Linked DNA regions of Mus musculus: region 2 is linked to region 1. A link is a loop called in an ENCODE intact Hi-C map of the cell type or tissue named here. Cell type or tissue: heart. All regions are shown on one strand. Each heading gives the region's core, and the rest is flanking DNA. Links, peaks and the distances in the headings are about the cores only. Region 1 holds the start of Tmem39a (transmembrane protein 39a). Region 2 holds the start of Gm36482 (a long non-coding RNA gene).

The links. Peaks named below come from ENCODE experiments on the same cell type or tissue, not always from the same donor. Only the 100,000 strongest peaks of a DNase experiment are listed, where the experiment ranks them.
Region 2: a loop joins it to region 1, with 1.9 times the contacts of the local background. A loop is called at or near these places in 1 of 42 quality-filtered maps.

The regions. Positions count from the first base shown.
Region 1 is chr16:38,558,095-38,566,426 of GRCm38, forward strand. Tmem39a (transmembrane protein 39a) reads left to right here and starts at 4,720. Exons shown (of 9, transcript NM_026407.3): 1 at 4,720-5,036; 2 at 6,021-6,207. The coding sequence starts at 6,095. In heart, for the core only: no CTCF peak of the experiment used is centred there; a DNase peak (open chromatin) is centred at 4,717; H3K4me3 peaks cover 2,160 bases; H3K27ac peaks cover 1,404 bases; H3K27me3 peaks cover 1,382 bases.
Region 2 is chr16:38,607,747-38,616,078 of GRCm38, forward strand. It overlaps Arhgap31 (Rho GTPase activating protein 31), which reads right to left. Exons shown (of 12, transcript NM_020260.2): 9 at 3,011-3,073; 10 at 1,157-1,705. It overlaps Gm36482 (a long non-coding RNA gene), which reads left to right and starts at 7,229. Exons shown (of 6, transcript XR_003951954.1): 1 at 7,229-8,216. In heart, for the core only: a CTCF peak has its summit at 3,502 (motif pointing left); no DNase peak of the experiment used is centred there.

The sequences.
Region 1 (8,332 bases), core at 307-8,306:
GGCAGGAAGATTTCTGAGTTCAAGGCCAGCTTGGTCTACAGAGTGAGTTCCAGGACAGCCAGGGCTACACAGGGAAACCCTGTCTTGGGGGGAAAATATATATATGTGTGTGTGTGTGTGTGTGTGTGTGTGTGTGTGTGTATATATTCTTAACTATGCAAAAAATAAGGATACAATATGAATTATATTAAGGGTTTCATGAATCTAGAGAAACAGAGGCAGCTACGCTAAGAGCCAGCTTGTCAGAAACATACAAAGGCAGGCAGATACAGAGGCAGGCAGACTTCTGAGTTCAAGGTCAGCCTGGGACACAGCAAGTACAGGGTATCCCAGGCCAGACTAGGTGTAGTAGAAATGGTAATTTCAGGACCTGGTCCCACCCTGCTACCTTATTAGCATCTGTGCTTAACGGAGACGGGCTGGACTCTGAATTCTTTTGCAAGGTTAAAAGTAAAGGTGTTTGCTATTTAAGGGGCAAGGGTCACAAGATTTGGATTCATAGGATAATCAAAATGTAAATGACTGAATTGACAGTAAAATAAAAGACTGGTCTTATGATCCAGAGAATTTTTTAGATTTAGCTTAGACCCAGGATTTGACCAAAGAGTCTTTTGTTTCTCCACTCCTTCCTCAGAACACCTCTCCAATCTAAGGCTGGACTTGGGCAGGTAAGACAGAATGGTGGGCAATGAATAGTCACTTAAAGGGGCTAGAGTTGTCTGCTTAGCAGAATCTTTAACCTATGTGTGGCTTAAGCCAAGAAAGGAAGGAGGGAAGGAGGAAAATAAAGGCTATAAATATGTATCCTCAAGCTAGCCTCAAACTTGCTGCCTGTCCCAATAGGAGTTACTGGGGTTAATGACAGTGATTTTGATATTAGCCATTCTTTAATAGCAAGGTAAAGTTCCTCTTCCTTGCTTCTCTGTCATCAGAAATGGAAGATGAGGGAGTGGGGTGGAGATAGCAGATTTATTCGAGGCCAAACTTGAGAGAAATAGAGATCTGTTTCCGGCTCACGGCTCCACTTTCTAAGGCTCAGAGGGTGGAAGGACTTGTAGGAGGCAGGGGATTGCAGGGAGTTCCCAAGATGGGCTTTTTCTTTACATCACCATCTAGTTTTCTCCTTGAAAGTGGATGTAGAATTCAACTCCAGGAAGTCAGTACCTGCTATTTACTTATGTATTTTCCAGAGGCGGGAGGGGGTGTCTCAACAGCAGTTCCTTAGGCTTCGCACCTCAAATGGGGAGCTTGCTTGCTGTACCCTCGTGCCTTGCTTTGCATTTTCTTTTCAGATTGAAACAGTTCATGAAGGAAACCGAGGGTCATTTGCAGAGGCTCTCAAATGAAAAAGACGCCACTTAGGGTTGACTGGGGAGCCCCACACTAAGATATCCTAGTCAGTCACCTTCCATCCCAACCCCCTTCCTCCAACATAACCAGATTAATCATTTTTTAAGGCATGATTCCATCCTTTCGAACTTCAGGTTGGGTTGTTACACTCCCCTCCATTGCCTCCAGGGAGTATGTTGCCTTTGGGGCGAGGGGGATGGAGCTGGGGTTTCTGTACAGAAGTCCTTGACAGGTGTGTGTGTGTGTGTGTATGTGTGTGTGTGTCTGTGTGTGTCTGTGTGTGTCTGTGCGTGCGCGCACAAAAGCATGAATGAAAACTATGGGAAAGCAACTTTTCTGCAGAAAGGATTGGAGAGGGACAGAGAGTAAAGAAGAAAGGGCGTTGCTTGTCCCATCAAGGGATGGTTTCCGGTTTGCTTTGTTGCTAGGTCACTGTCAGACAAACCTCTGTTTTGGATTCTGGCTTAGTTTAGGTAGGTTGTTTTCAACATTGGTTTGGTTTCAGTTCTTGTGTTTCTTCTATAAAATGGGATTTTGGTGTGCTATCTATCGGTCAACATGTTTGTGGGTTTATTTACTTTATTTTGGTAGGATCTTCTGTAACCAAGGCAGTCTTGGAACTTCCTATCTCCACTTCCAATGGGCTGAGAGCACAGACGTCTGCTGCTACCCCTTGAAGTTTTTGTTCCTTTTTCTGTGCTGGGGAATATTAATTCTGAAGCTCACTTATGCTAAGCAAGCGCTCTATCCCTAAGCTCTATCTCCAACCTGGTTGTGACATTTAGATGAGATATATAGTCCAGGGGTGGGGGTGGCGGCTACAGTTTCTAATAGACGTTGACTAATCCTACAGCTGATACAAAGATAGACGCCTGGGGATGATCTCATGGGAATTCTCATTTTGATTTTTCTCCTTTGGCAGATTTTTTTTTCTAAAAATTTACTTCTTGCCGGGCATGGTGGCATACGCCTTTAATCCCAGCACTTGGAAGGCAGAGGCAGGCAGATTTCTGAGTTCGAGGCCAGCCTGGTCTACAAAGTGAGTTCCAGGACAGCCAGGGCTATACAGAGAAACCCTGTCTCGGAAAAAAAAAAACAAAAAAAACCAAAAAAACAAAAATTTACTTCTTAATTACCATAAAGGGTGTCCTTGTCACATTTTCACACCTACTTAGTTTTGGTTGTCCCCTTGTCCTGCTAACATCCAGCTAGTACAGTACCTTTCCTCCTTCACTTTCCTCCTTTTTAAAAAAACTGTAGCTGTCTTCAGATCCCATTACAAATGGTTGTGAGCCACCATGTGGTTGCTGGAATTTGAACTCAGGAACTCTGGAAGAGCAGTCAGTGCTTTTGACCACTGAGCCATCTCACCCGCCCTCACCTGCTGCTTCCTTAAAGCCTCATTTCTCATTCTCTGGGTCGAGTTCTAGTTCCCTGATTGGTATCCATACTCTTTTCTACACAAACACACAGGTATACAATTCAAGATGCACAATTGGGGAGAGGCTGTGTGTAAAGTGCTTGTGATGCAAACGTGAGGCCAGGAGTCCTCCAGGAGCTATGCCAAGTTGGATGTGGTAGTAGACATCTGATTCTAGCAGGCCTGTGGGAGGATGGGAGGCAGAGGCAGGAGACTCCCCAGAAGCTCAAAGGCCACATAGCCTGTCATACGAAACAACCAATAACAAGGAGAACTGTCTCAGACTAGGTGGAAAGTACCCAAGGTTGTCCTATGACCTCCACACTCTTGGCCTGGCATTCACATGCCCCCCCACCCCACCCCCCACACATAAACAATATGCATATGTGAGGGAACACGTGGCATTTCTCTTTTCAAACTTGTTGCCTTACTTGATATAATATTTTCCAGTTCTATCATCATTTTTCTTTAAAGCTTAGTAAAAACCATCGTGGGTTTTTTAATGATCCACCCATCTGAAGATGCACATGTAGACTGACTCAATTTCCTTGCTGTTGTGAATGAAACGGTAGTAAACATGGATGTGCAACTATCTTTGGGTGCATATGGTCAGGACTGGTACAGCCAGGTCCTGTCATTGTGATTTTTGTTTGTTTTCATTTTCAAACACCTCCATCATGAAGGCCACAGTGGTTACACCTTTCTATACTGACACCAACTGTGAGTAAGGATCCTTCTCCTCTCCATCCTAGCCAACATTTTGATTTATTTATATCTATTTATCTTTTTTCTTGATGATAGCAAATCTGACTGAGGTGAGATGGCATCTCAATGTAGTTATAATTTGCATCCCCCTGGCCTCCACCGGCACACCAGGCTTATTCTTCTTTATTTTACCTTTTTCTACTTTAAAGATTTATTTATTTTATATATGTGAGTGCACTGTAGCTGTCTTCAGACACACCAGATGAGGGCATCAAGTCCCATTACAGATGGTTGTGAGCCACCATGTGATTTCTGGGAATTGAACTCAGGACCATTCAGTGCTCTTTAACTGCTGAGCCAACTCTCCAGCCCTATCAGGCTTGCTTCATTTTGATATCAAACTACTGACAGTTCTGGGCAACATTGGGCTGCCTATCTTTTTTTTGGGGGGGGGGGTAGGGTGAAGGCTAGGGATTGAACTCAGCATGGTAAAGTAAGCTGTACAATTGAGACTCCATATCTTTTTATTTACCACGTACTGTCCTCGGAAAACAGCTTACTCATCTTTGGAGCTTCAGACCCTTTACAGTATTGGCACTAGTGCCATCCCTGGACCTCAGATGTAGTTTTGTTTCGTTTTTTTTTTTTTTTTTGACACAAGGTTTCTCTGTGTAGCCCTGGCTGTCCTGGAACTCACTCTGTAGACCATGCTGGCCTCGAACTCAGAAATCCACCTGCCTCTGCCTCCCAAGTGCTGGGATTAAAGGCGTGCGCCACCACTGCTCTGCTCAGATATACTTCTAACTGTGAATTTATTGTTCTTAACAGCATTACTGAAGCTTGTTGCTGCGTTCTCTTATTTATTAGACTTAACTTTTCTAGAACTCATTCTTTATTTCTATTATCTACCTAGTTCATTATTTAATATTCAGTCCCTGCAAGGGGCAGGCGTCCGACGTGCTTGTCACAGTCGTTTGCATATGAAAGACGTGATCTTAGGTGGCATCTCCGAATTTCCCTTCTCTTCTCCAAGCATTTCTCTAGACACTAGCTGACTGGAGCCAGGGAAAATTTGGGGAAAAAAACAACCAAAAACCAAACTAACCAACAAACAGAAAAACTCCGCCGGGCACGTATGGGCCGGAAAGCCCGGGCGCCGGAGAGTCCCACTGCGCAGGTGCGCCGGGAGGAGGGCGAGCCAGCTCTGCTGGCCGCAAGCCTGTTTCCGGGGGCCAGCGCGACGCAGAGCTGACGTCATCGCTGTGCGCTGCCACGTCTCCTCAGCTCCCGGGCGATGGAGGCTGAGGATGATGAGTCTTGGTGATGGGGTCGGACTGTGCTTCTGACTTTAGCTCTGGCTCTGGCACGGACTCCCGGTCTGGGTCTGGTAACCTAGCGACCCGAGAGCTTTCTTCGACTGTCCAGTGGGATCCTGCCTGCGTCCCGGCAGCTGTTTTTGGAGCGCTTTAGAGGAGGGAGTGAGTTTGGGTGCCCGGGGTCGCGGCTGTGAAGCCGCCGCCTCCTCCCAGGGATCCCTCTCCGTGGCCAGCCTGTCCCATGCGTGAGTTTTACTTAACCTGCTTTGTCATCTCGCCGGCCCTGGCGTGCTTCGGCTCTTTCGGCCGCCGGCCTGAGACCACTAGGTGATTCCGTCTTGGAGGTTTAGTCCAGTCAAGTTTGTGGTTTCTCGCCTTCCACCTCGAACAATCTTACGCTGATGCGCCCCAGCCTTTTGCCCTCACCGTACTTTCTCTTTAATTGAGCAGGGATCAGCTTTCTTTGCCTTTAACAGTTTGGAGTCTTTGTCCCACCTGGCGTTTGTTAGCCTACAGTGGACTAGGGAACCTCGGATCCCTCTACAGTAGTAATGTTAAGCAAAAAAAAAAATTTTTTTTTTCAGAGTATTTTTAGTCGTATTTAGGAAATACGTGGTATATGTTGGCAGAACCATGTTTGCCGAAATTGAGGAAAACATAATGTCGTCGTCCGCCCACCTCCCCCCTGAAGATCTCTTTAGCCCTTTAATTTTGCACGTTCATTTAATTTCTTAGCGGTTTTACAGAAGCTTTTCTGAAACGGGCAACCATTTGAGTGAAATGAAGAAACAAACTCTGGTTAAATGACTTGGTCAAGGTCAGAAACCTGCGGCAAATCTTAGTCAGATTCCTTGATAACAACCTCATATTTTGGACAGAGATATTTCCTGTATTTCAAGTGATTTTAATGTGAAATTGCAAATTAGAATCGAGTAAGTTGTGGTGTTTCTTGTAGAATGCCACCTTGTAGATTGTAGTCTTGTTTTATTTAAGAAAAAGTCAGCAAGACAAGACACCAGCCGGGAGTTGCCTTAATGCTGAATACAGCTGAGCTCAGAATTTAAACCTCTGACCTTACCCCAGATCCAAGCAGTATATAGGGACAGGAACATTTATTTGAAAATTCAATCTGGATTTTATAAGATCTGCTCACTGAGTTTTAACATTTGCTTGTTATACTGACTTCTAGAAAAAGTTACAATCTTTCTTTCTTTTTTAATATTATTCAGATTTGAAATAAGTTGACAGTCATCAGCCTGGGTGGCAACTTCAGGTGGCACTGGAAATTACCTGGTTCCTGGACATGCCCAGTAGAAGGCGGGGTCCCAGTCGGCAGCAGCTAAGCCGGTCAGCTTTACCTTCCATACAGACGTTGGTCGGCGGCGGCTGTGGCAATGGGACGGGCTTGAGGAACAGGTAAAGAACATATAATTCTATGCTTAACACTTGGCATGATTTGTAATAGCCTGTTATCAGTGAGACTAATACAAAATAATTCTATTCAAATGTTTGCTTATCAAACTTATCACTGAAGTAGGAATTCTGCCTTTGAAGACTGAAAACTTAGTGTTTCACTTTTCAGAGTTCTTTGCAGGTAGAATGATGTTACGCAGGGACCACAAAGTAGAAGTGTCCATTTCTCTTTTCTTTTCCTTCCTTTTCCTTTCCTTTTCTTTTTTTTAACATAAATTTTTTTTTTTTAGTTTTATTTATTTTTTTATGTGTACCGATGTTTTGCCTGCATGTATGTCTGTGTACCACTTGCATGCCTGATGCCTCTAGATGCCAAAAGAGGTTATTGGGGGTTTAGATGGTTCTGAGCCACCATGTACATTTTGGGAACCAAACCTTGGTCCCCTGCAAGAGCAGATAATGCTCTCAACCATGGGACCATCTCTATCCTCCAACTCCCTTAAAAAATGACCCATTGGGTTCACTTTGTCCCGTTCTTTTGCTTCTGGTTGTGGGGCCATCTACTAAAATGGGGTTGACCTACCAGGAGCCACACCCTTAAAGAAAACGGACCTATCCACCCCAGGGGGCCATGAACTGTTCATAGCTCCTCAGTTAGAGGTGGGGGCTCATAAGCCTTTTCCTCTTCTTTAGCCCCCAACATTGTTTTGTTTTTCGAGACAGGGGTTCTCTGTGTAGCCCTGGTTGTCCTGGAACTCACTCTATAGACCTGGCTAGCCTCGAACTCAGAAATCCACCTGCCTCTGCCTCCCATGTGCTGGGATTAAAGGTGTGCACCACCACTGCCTAGCTTAGCCCCCCCCCCCCACATTTATTATTAAAAGTTATTCTGGCAAAAGGTTGTTTGATTTAATAATAACTGTAAACTGTAACCTAAAAATGTTAAGAATTATGTCGGGTGTGGTGGTGCACCTTTAATCCCAGCACTTGGGAGGCAGAGGCAGGTGGATTTCTGAGTTCGAGGCCAGCCTGGTCTACAAAGTGAGTTCCAGGACTTCCAGGGCTACACAGAGAAACCCTGTCTCGAAAAACAAAAACAAAAACAAAAACAAAAACAAACAAAAAGAATTGTGCCATGTTATAGAGGATTCTAGAATTTGAGTTTTGTGTGTATGAGTGAGTGTGTGCACATATGAGTACATGTGCGTGTGTGCGCGTGCATGCATGAGTGCATATATGCGTAGGCCAGAGGACAAGCTGGACACAGGCTCTTAGTGGCAAGAGGGCCACCAGATAGGCTTGGATGGCTAGCTTTTGAGCTCCAGGGATCTAGCTGTGTCTTCTGTGCTGGGATTACACGGATATGTACCACTATGCCCAGTTTTCAGACCTTTGATTTTAGAACTTTGTATGGGAGCGCTGTATTTACATCACTACCACCCAACTCCCATGACCTCCCCAGCTTATGGTCTTTTAGTTACTGTTACATGTATATACATATCTGTGCATGTGTATATACAACCTACTGAGTCTGTTTAGTGTTGCTCATATATAAGTATTTAGAGCTGACCTCTCATCCTATGTAGGAGTTGGTTCTAGGAGGCAAGCAGTCTCCGTCTCAGCAGTCATTGATGACCTTAGCTCGTCACCTGTGGTTGAGACTGTGGAACCATTGTCCATGTTGGCGTGACAGCTGCTCTTGACACTCTGCTGGTCATGTTCTGGCAGCCATAACTCTTGAGGTTTCATAGGTGTGTTTTTTCCTATCCTGCCCAGGGTACAGTGTCTGCCAACAGGTATTCTGGAGACTCTTTCTGCCTGCTCTTCTGGTATTTTTTTCCCTGAGCCCTAGGTGTAGGGCTAGTGGTGTTGTTAGGATGAGTTATTTTTGCTGATCTTATTCAGGGTGAGTCTCTGGAGGCTTGATCATGCAGCAGTACAGAGATACTTTTACCTAGTCATGTGTTTGGTCAAGATTTTTGCCTGAATATTGTTTCTTCCCCTAAAAGAGTTTTTTCATGTCTTGATTTGGTTTCCAGAGTCAGTACCACTCCTGTCTTTCAGGCTCTCTTGATATATTTGAGAGTTTGTGTGGAGGTTCTAGCAGAGGAGTACAGTTACTCATTTA
Region 2 (8,332 bases), core at 289-8,288, 50 kb after region 1:
GAGGCACTGAAAAGCATTGATGTTAATTGAGATAGAAGCATCCTGTTGGTTTGACTAACAGTAAGCCTTTCTGTTGGGGTTCTCCATATTCCATTGTAGGGGGATTAAGTTAGACTGTTGATCAAAAGAGTCTTGTAGTCCAGGCATTTGGGAGGCTGAGGCAGTGGGATCCTTGCTTGGAGACCAGCCTGGCTACAAGAGGAGAAGCCTGGATTAACAACAGAAACTCTTGCTCACTCTGGACACAGCAGAGACTCTGTGAGCCTTGGTGTGTGACCCAAGCAGATCTAATCTGGCTCACTCTGTGATGGTCAAACCTAACGAAGGACTTCCTCATGGCTGGGTTTGCTAGCTCTGTTCTTTGCAGAGGTAGAAACGAGGAGGGATGGATGAATAATAAATACACCCAGAAACACAGCTTTCTCAATTCCAGCTCTCTGACTCTGCACCCCATGACCTTCTCACAGTATGTGGTGGTTTAAATAGGAATGGCCCCGTAGACTCATGTGTGTGAGCACTTGGCCCATGGGAAGGGGCAGTATTAAGGTGTGTGTCCTTCTTGAAGTAGGTGTGGGCTTGTTGGAAGAAGTATGTTACTGTGTAGGTCGACTTTGAGTTCTCAAGCTAGGCCTAGCCTGGCAGTCTTCCTTCTGCTGCCTGTGGATCAGGATGCAGAGCTCTCAGCTCCTTCTCCAGCACCATGTCTGCCTGCATGCTGTCATGGTGATAATGGACTAAACCTCTGAAACTGTGAGCCAGCTCAGTTAAATGTTTCCCTTTTTCAGAAGAGTTGCTGTGGTCACAGTGTCTCTTCACAGCAATAGAAACCCTAAGACACTGTGTGTGCTAACGAAACAGTAACATTTAATGAGTACTTATACTGGACACCGCTCTGAGATCTTTGCATGTATTAACCAAATGTTGACACAAGTTTACAAATAAGGCATGGTTATGGACATCAGATTTTATAAATTAAGAAGCTGCAGCCCAGGTTATTAACTCGGTGAAAATCTACAACAGAGCAAGGTTTGCAACAGCTATTCTGGCCCTGGAGCCCACCATCCCTACCACTTCACCACATTGCCCTGCAAACGGTATTTAAGTCCAGTCAAGCCTCGTGTTTTGTAACGGAAGGAGAGCCTTCTGCCCCTATTACCTGGAAAAGACTCAGCCCCCAGGGGCTTCTCTTCTTCTGGCCATCCTCCACTCTCTGAACCTTGGAAAGAAAACTCTTCGAGGCTGGAGAGAGACTGTAGCTCTTTGGGGGGTGTCCTGCACGGGGTGCTGTTGGTACTGATGACGGCGGACACGCGGAGTGGCACAGACACGGCGAAGGGCTCGGAGATGTTGAGCGCCTTTCGCTGGTGGCGGGGTGAGGGTTCCATCTGGAACAGGCTGCTTGTGAAGACAGATTTGCCAGGACTGTCGCTGGAGGTGTAGAACATCCCGAGAAGCTTTGGGGCGGACTGCTCGCTCTCAGGGTCTCCGATGGGGCGGAACACCTTCAGCTGCTCAGGCAGTGGCCGGATCTGACCGCCCACCTCGCAGCCCCCCTCAGCCCCTGCGGGCATCCCCTCCTGACCCCATTCACCCTCCTTGCTGAGGTCACAGGAGCTTCCGGTGCTGCTCGCGTGCATTTTTGTGGCTGGAATGAAAAATCCCCCAGTGGTGACTGTTCGACTGAAATTTCCTTTGTTTTCTTTCCCTGGTGAAGAAGAGCAAGCTGTGGTTAGTAGCCTGTGCGTGCACAGATGGCGGAGCCTCTTTCCCAGAAACTTGTACCTGGACCTGATGGTTGTTTAACAAAATGTGGAAGAGATACTAGCAATTGCCCACCAAGGCTAGAGCTTCTAGGACAAATGTACATCTTTGTTGTTTGGCAACTCACATGTAATCTATTCCAACAGGGACTACTTAGTGGATACCCAATTAATGCTGGTTGGTTTTTGACATAAAGTAGACACATTTGGGGGAGGGAACCTCTATTGAGAAAATGCCTCCATCAAACTGCCTAGAGGCAAGCCTGTGGGGCAAAAATCTTAATTTAGTGATTGATGTGGGAGAGACCAGCTCACTATGGGTGCTGCTACTATGGGCAGGTGGTCTTGGGCTGCATAAGGAAGAAGGCTGAGCAAGCAAGCCACAAGGAGCAAGCTAGTGAGCAGCACCCCTCCATAGCCTCGGCCTCCAGGGTCCTGCCCTGACTTTCCTGAGAAAGTTGTAAGATAAACCATTCCCTCCCCACGTTGCTTTTAGTCATGGTGTTTTATCACAGACATCAGTCGAGGTTTACTGGTGTGAACAAGCCTATCAGTTCAAAATGATGACAGATGCACTGTGAGCTCACAGCCAGGACACTCACAGATTCCAGATACATCATCATCCTGGCATAAACCAGAGTTTGCCTCCTTCTGCCCAGGTTCCCTCTGTCTTAGGTTTTTAGCTTGCTGACCTTGAATGTGGTCCAATTTTAAGAGAAAAGTCTCTGTGGCTAAAGGAAGACTGAAAAAAGGAAGAGGTTCTAGATTTTTGCTTTGGGATGAGCCAGGGAGGGTAAGCAGCTGGGGAATAGTTGTAGAATCTCACTGTGATGGTTTGAAAGAAAATTGCCTCCCCCACCCCCATTAGCTCATGTATTTACATGCTTGGTTCCTAATTGGTGGAACTGTTTGGGAAGGATTAGGAGGTGTGTCCTTGTTGAAGGAGGTGGGTAACTAAGGGTGGGTTTTGAGGTTTCAAAAGCCCATAACAGGTCCAAGTCCAGTCTCTCTCTGTCTCTCTGTCTCTGTCTCTCTGTGTCTCTGTCTCTGTCTCTCTCTCCTGCCTGTCAATCAGGATGTAAAGCTCTCAGCAACTTCTCTAGTACCATGCCTGCCTGAGTGTCATCATGCTCTCCACCATGGTGCTAATGGACTATGTGAAACTGTAAACAAGTCCTTAATTAAATCCTTTCCTTTATAAGTGGCTTTGGTCATTGTATCACTTCATAGCAAACAGAGCAACAACTCACCTTCCACAGGCACCGAACACAGTGAGTCCATGCTTTTTGCTGGCCGGATAGTAGCCTTTTCCACTAAAGATAAGAGGAAAAAAAATATCCCTAATGAATGCAAATTAAGAAGAAGCATTCAGAACAAATAGGCTATAAGCATATGAGAAAAATTTCCAGAAAGCTTTTTCATGTAGTGATATATTATATCTTACAAAATTACCCTCAACTCCACTCTATGTATCTTTACTCTCCTAATGGGGACTGACCTTATGACAAGAGGGCAGAGACAGGTTTTATTAATATTTTACAAATAAAGGTAAATTGTAATTTTGTCAAATGAGAAGTCTTGAATCCAGTTTAACTGCACAAAAAGTGTTCAAGGAGTTAGAACAATAGCTTAGTCGTTAAGAGCTCTGCTCTTCCAAAAGACTTTGGATTTGATTCTCAGCACTCATATGGGATCTCATAACTGTCTGTAACTCCAGCCCAAAGAGATCTCATGCCCTCTTCTGGCGTCCCAGGGCACTGCATGAACGTGCATTCAGCAAACATCTGTACACACAAAGCAATAATATCGTAAAAATGATTTTTAAAAAGTACCAAGATGAGCTCATGGGGTAGATTCTATGGGACCTGGGAAACCTGTCTTATGTGGTAGATTAGAGAGCAGGATTGTGGGCTGCAACCATATCTAGCAGCACCAAGACCTTGGGACAACAAGGAAGAATGTCTCGGCTGTCACCGTCAGCTTTTCCCCAGGGGCTGTGCTCCAGGGAATTTGTAGACTGTTTGTCCCTCATGTGATTTCACCCACCAACATCACCAATAACCAGATCTCTACCAAACACAGACTATGTACCTGGTATACTTCATGTGTCATTGTAGGCTACCATAGATGGGGCTTGGGGGAAGTAAGTTTGAATGAGTTAAGAACCCAGTTCTTGAGTTTGATCCAAAGATGTCCACAGGATGGAAGCTTAGCTCTTTAGTACATCAGGGCTGGGAGGAGTTGGGCTCAAGGGGCAGAGACCTCACAAATAGCTTAATGACTTTCTTGATGGGATTGGAGAGCTACGGGAGAGTCTGCCCCCTCTTTCTCCATTCCCCCTTGAGTGTCTCCATTCTTCTTGCACCCCACACTGAAGCAGCACAAGAAGCTTACTAGAAGTCAAGGAGATGCCAGCATGGCCATGTTCTTAGACTGCCTGACCTGTAGAACGATGAACTACTGTTCTTCATACGTTACACAGCCTCGGGGACTCTCTTGCAGCAAAGGAAGCAGGATTGGGACAGATATTCTTTACAGGTCAAGGTCGATAGGAGGAACAAGAGAACTTGGAAGCTAAGAAGGAGTAGAAGACTTACACTGTTAAAGTAAAATCTGAATTTAGATCCAGGTTTGAGTCTCACTCTCTTCTGGCAGTTTGTGGCTGTGTAGCTTCAGATGTGCAGCCTTTCTTCCTTCTCTCTGTCTCTGTCTGTCTCTCTGTCTCTGTCTGTCTCTGTCTCGTGTGTGTGTGTGTGTGTGTGTGTGTGTGTGTGTGTTTGAGACAGGGCTTTTCTGTGTAGCTCTGTAGACCAGCCTGGCCTCGAACTCAGAGATCTGCCTACCTGTGCCTTCTGAGTGATGGGATTAAAGGCATGCACTACCACGCCCATTGGGTTATACCTTTTTCACGGATAAAAGACAATAGAGTTGTTAAGATTAAATGAGAAATGACTATGAAGTAATTGTGTTGTTCTAAATTGGAATAAATACTCAAAGTAAAAACCTAGAATAAATGCTAAGTAAAAATAGCACATAGTAGGTTCCAGACCAGCTAGGGGCTACACGGTGAGGACCTGTCTCACAAAACAAAACAAACCAAAACAACACATACTGCTTATGACATTTAGGATTAGCTAGAGCCTACTGCAGGGAAAGAAAGGAGCTTGTTCGACAAGAAGCAGTCAGAGTTGGCACTAACTCAAATTGGGTAATAACTCATGCCTGTTTTCATTCCCCTTTAAAAAATCCCCCCTTTTTCTTCCCTTAGTCTAAACTCTTCATTTCTAAGAGGTTTGGACTTAGACCCTTAGTCTCCTGAGCTCGGGGATTCTCTGTGACTCACACGGGAGGAGGATCGACCATGGCCTCCCTCAAGCCCAACCAAGAAAGACACAGAGTACCTCCAACCTCCTCGCTCTCAATAGCATGCCAAGAGTCTTACCCTCTGGGAGCTGATGTTTGTACAGGATCATAAACTGATTTATTATTCCAAAGCTGCCTCAGGGGCTAGGGGAAGGGGAAAAAAAGCTGCCTGGCTGTTGTCCCTCCATCTGGATATTCTGAGACGTGCTTTGTCTTTGTTTCCTATGTCTCTCCATCTCTGGCCTCCATGTGTTGACCTTAAGGGGCAGGGTCCAAGTAATTTCATAATAATCCTGAGTCAGCCCCTTCTATCCACTCAAACTCCAAGGCTTTCATCAATAGCTCCCAAGCATCCCAAGGTATCTTCTCTCTGCAGTAACTAAATGCTTTGGATCTGTTAGCTCAAGATTATACTTTGAGGATATTTTTGCCTGAGGTGTTGATCTGGCCTCCTGGAGGTGCCCCCCATAAGTCCTACTGTTTTAAAAAATAAAATCTTGTGTAAAGCAGGCTGTCTCTGAACTCACTATGTAGCCGAGGATGGCCTTAAGATCCAATTCTCCAGTCTCCACCTCTTAAGTGCTGAGATTCCAGGCATGTTTGTGCAGTACCGGGGCATTGAACCTTGGGACTCCTGCATACCAGATAAGAACTCTACTGAGCTTCGTCCTCAACTCTCATCTGAGAGTCTTCTGGGAACCTCTGTGCTCTTGGTTCAGTCTGATGACTCCTTCACTCAAAGGTAACGCCTCTACCCTCATGGCTTCTTCTGCTCAGGAGTTTATTTTGATATAAAACAAACTTAAATTGAAACCAGTGTCTGGAATTTGGTTCAAAGTTTATGCATCTGTGTTCAGTGACTACCTCATTTTTTTCCCTTACCCCCTCTGATTTGTTGAGCTTTCTAAATGTGCTTAAACACGTCTTTCTCTCTGCTGCCAACCAATAAACTCCTGATACGATTCACTGCTAATCAATTTTTAAAATGCCCCAAGGGAGGTTGGGAAATGGTTCAATAGATAAAGTGCTTGCTCTGCAACATGACAGCCTGAGTTTGGATTCCCAGCATCCACAGAAAAGCCAAGACTAGCAGCATGCATCTGCAATCCTAGTGGCAGGGAGGTTGAGACAGATTGCATGTGTGCTGCGTGTGTGTGCGTGTGTGCGTGCGCATGTGCGCACGTGCGCACGTGCGGAGTATGTGCATGTGTGTCTATTGAGGGGTGGGAGTTTCTGGTCATTCAGTCTAGCCAAAATTATTTCGTCAGCAACCATGTCTCAAACAGAACAAAGTGAAGGGCAATAGAAAAAGACACCTGGCATTAACTTCTTGCCTCTACATGTGTGGGCACGTGTACTTGCACACATATGTGTGCACACCCAAACATACTCTACATGCACATACAAAATTTTAATGTGCCCCTTGTCATGTAGATTTTAACATATTGTTTCCATATGTGAGTTCACTGACTCTCCCTTTATTATTCACACACACAGAACTATTGCAAACCTATGTGCTTCCTCCAAAGACCACACTGGAAAGTTACATTAAAGGCTTCCATGGGGGCTGGTGAGATGGCTCAGTGGGTAAGAGCACCCGACTGCTCTTCCGAAGGTCCAGAGTTCAAATCCCAGCAACCACATGGTGGCTCACAACCATCTGTAACAAGATCTGACGCCCTCTTCTGGAGTGTCTGAGGACAGCTACAGTGTACTTACATATAATAAATAAATAAATCTTTAAAAAAAAAAAAAAAAAAAAAAAAAAAAAAAAAGGCTTCCATGGCCTATCTTTGAGTACAGATTTTGTTAGAATTGTGCCCATTAGCCATACTTCAGTTTTAGTTTCTAGAGTTCTGAGCAATGCTGCTTTGCCTAAAGCAGTTACTCTAGCTACAACCACTCAGGCAACAGTCACTCAGGCAACAGTCACACTGGTAGCAGTCACTCAGGAAACAGACACTCTGGCCATAATAACTCTAGCCACAGCCATCTAGGCAACAGTCACTCTAAGCAACAGCCACACAGGCAACAGTCACTCTGGCAACAGCCACTGAAGCAACAGGCACTCAGGCAACAGTCACCAGGCAACAGCCACTCAGGCAACAGTCACCAGGCAACAGCCACTGAAGCAACAGCCACTCAGGCAACAGTCACTCAGGCAACAGTCACACTGGTAATAGTCACTCAGGCAACAGCCACCAGGTAACAGCCACTCAGGCAACAGTCACAATGGCAATAGCCACTTAGGCAACAGCCACTGAAGCAACAGGCACTCAGGCAACAGCCACCAGGCAACAGCCACTCAGGCAACAGTCACACTGGCAATAGCCACTTAGGCAACATCCACTCAGGCAACAGTCACTCAGGCAACAGCCACTCAGGCAACAGTCACTCTGGCAACAGCCACTGAAGCAACAGGCACTCAGGCAACAGCCACCAGGCAACAGCCACTCAGGCAACAGTCACACTGGCAATAGCCACTTAGGCAACATCCACTCAGGCAACATCCACTCAGGCAACAGCCACTCAGGCAACAGTCACTCTGGCAACAGCCACTGAAGCAACAGGCACTCAGGCAACAGCTACTCTAAGCAACAGGCACTCAGGCAACAGCCACCAGGCAACAGTCACTCAGGCAACAGTCACACTGGCAATAGCCACTCAGGCAACAGCCACTCTAAGCAACAGTCACTCAGGCAACAGCCACTCAGGCAACAGTGACTCGGGTAACAGACACTCGGGCAACAGTCACTCTAGGCACAGTCACGGTCTCCAGGAGCCATGTGTATTGACATCAGAGGGTCTCTCATTTTTACCCCTACATCCCACCATGACTTGGATGGCTTGGTTTTATTTCCAAGTCAGTAGGTTCTAAGAGCTTAACCGAGTGGCTTTCAACCTTGGCTGGGTGGCAGAACTGTGTAGGGAGCCTTTTAAAAACCCTTGCCACAGACTGGAGAAACTGCGGTGGCTGTGAGCCACTTTCTAGGTGACTCTGAGACACACTGCTCTGTCAGAAGACACCCCACGACCACAGCCACAGTTCGGTCCAGCACCTTGGATTTGAGCCTTTTGAAAAATCACCTGGGGGTAAGTGAACCCTTCCTAATTCGATAGCATAGCCTGGCATTTATTGCAACTTTGTTCATTCACTTTGTTCTCTCTCCTGGGTTTTGTCTTTTTTATTCCTGGCCTCTTCCATTGTG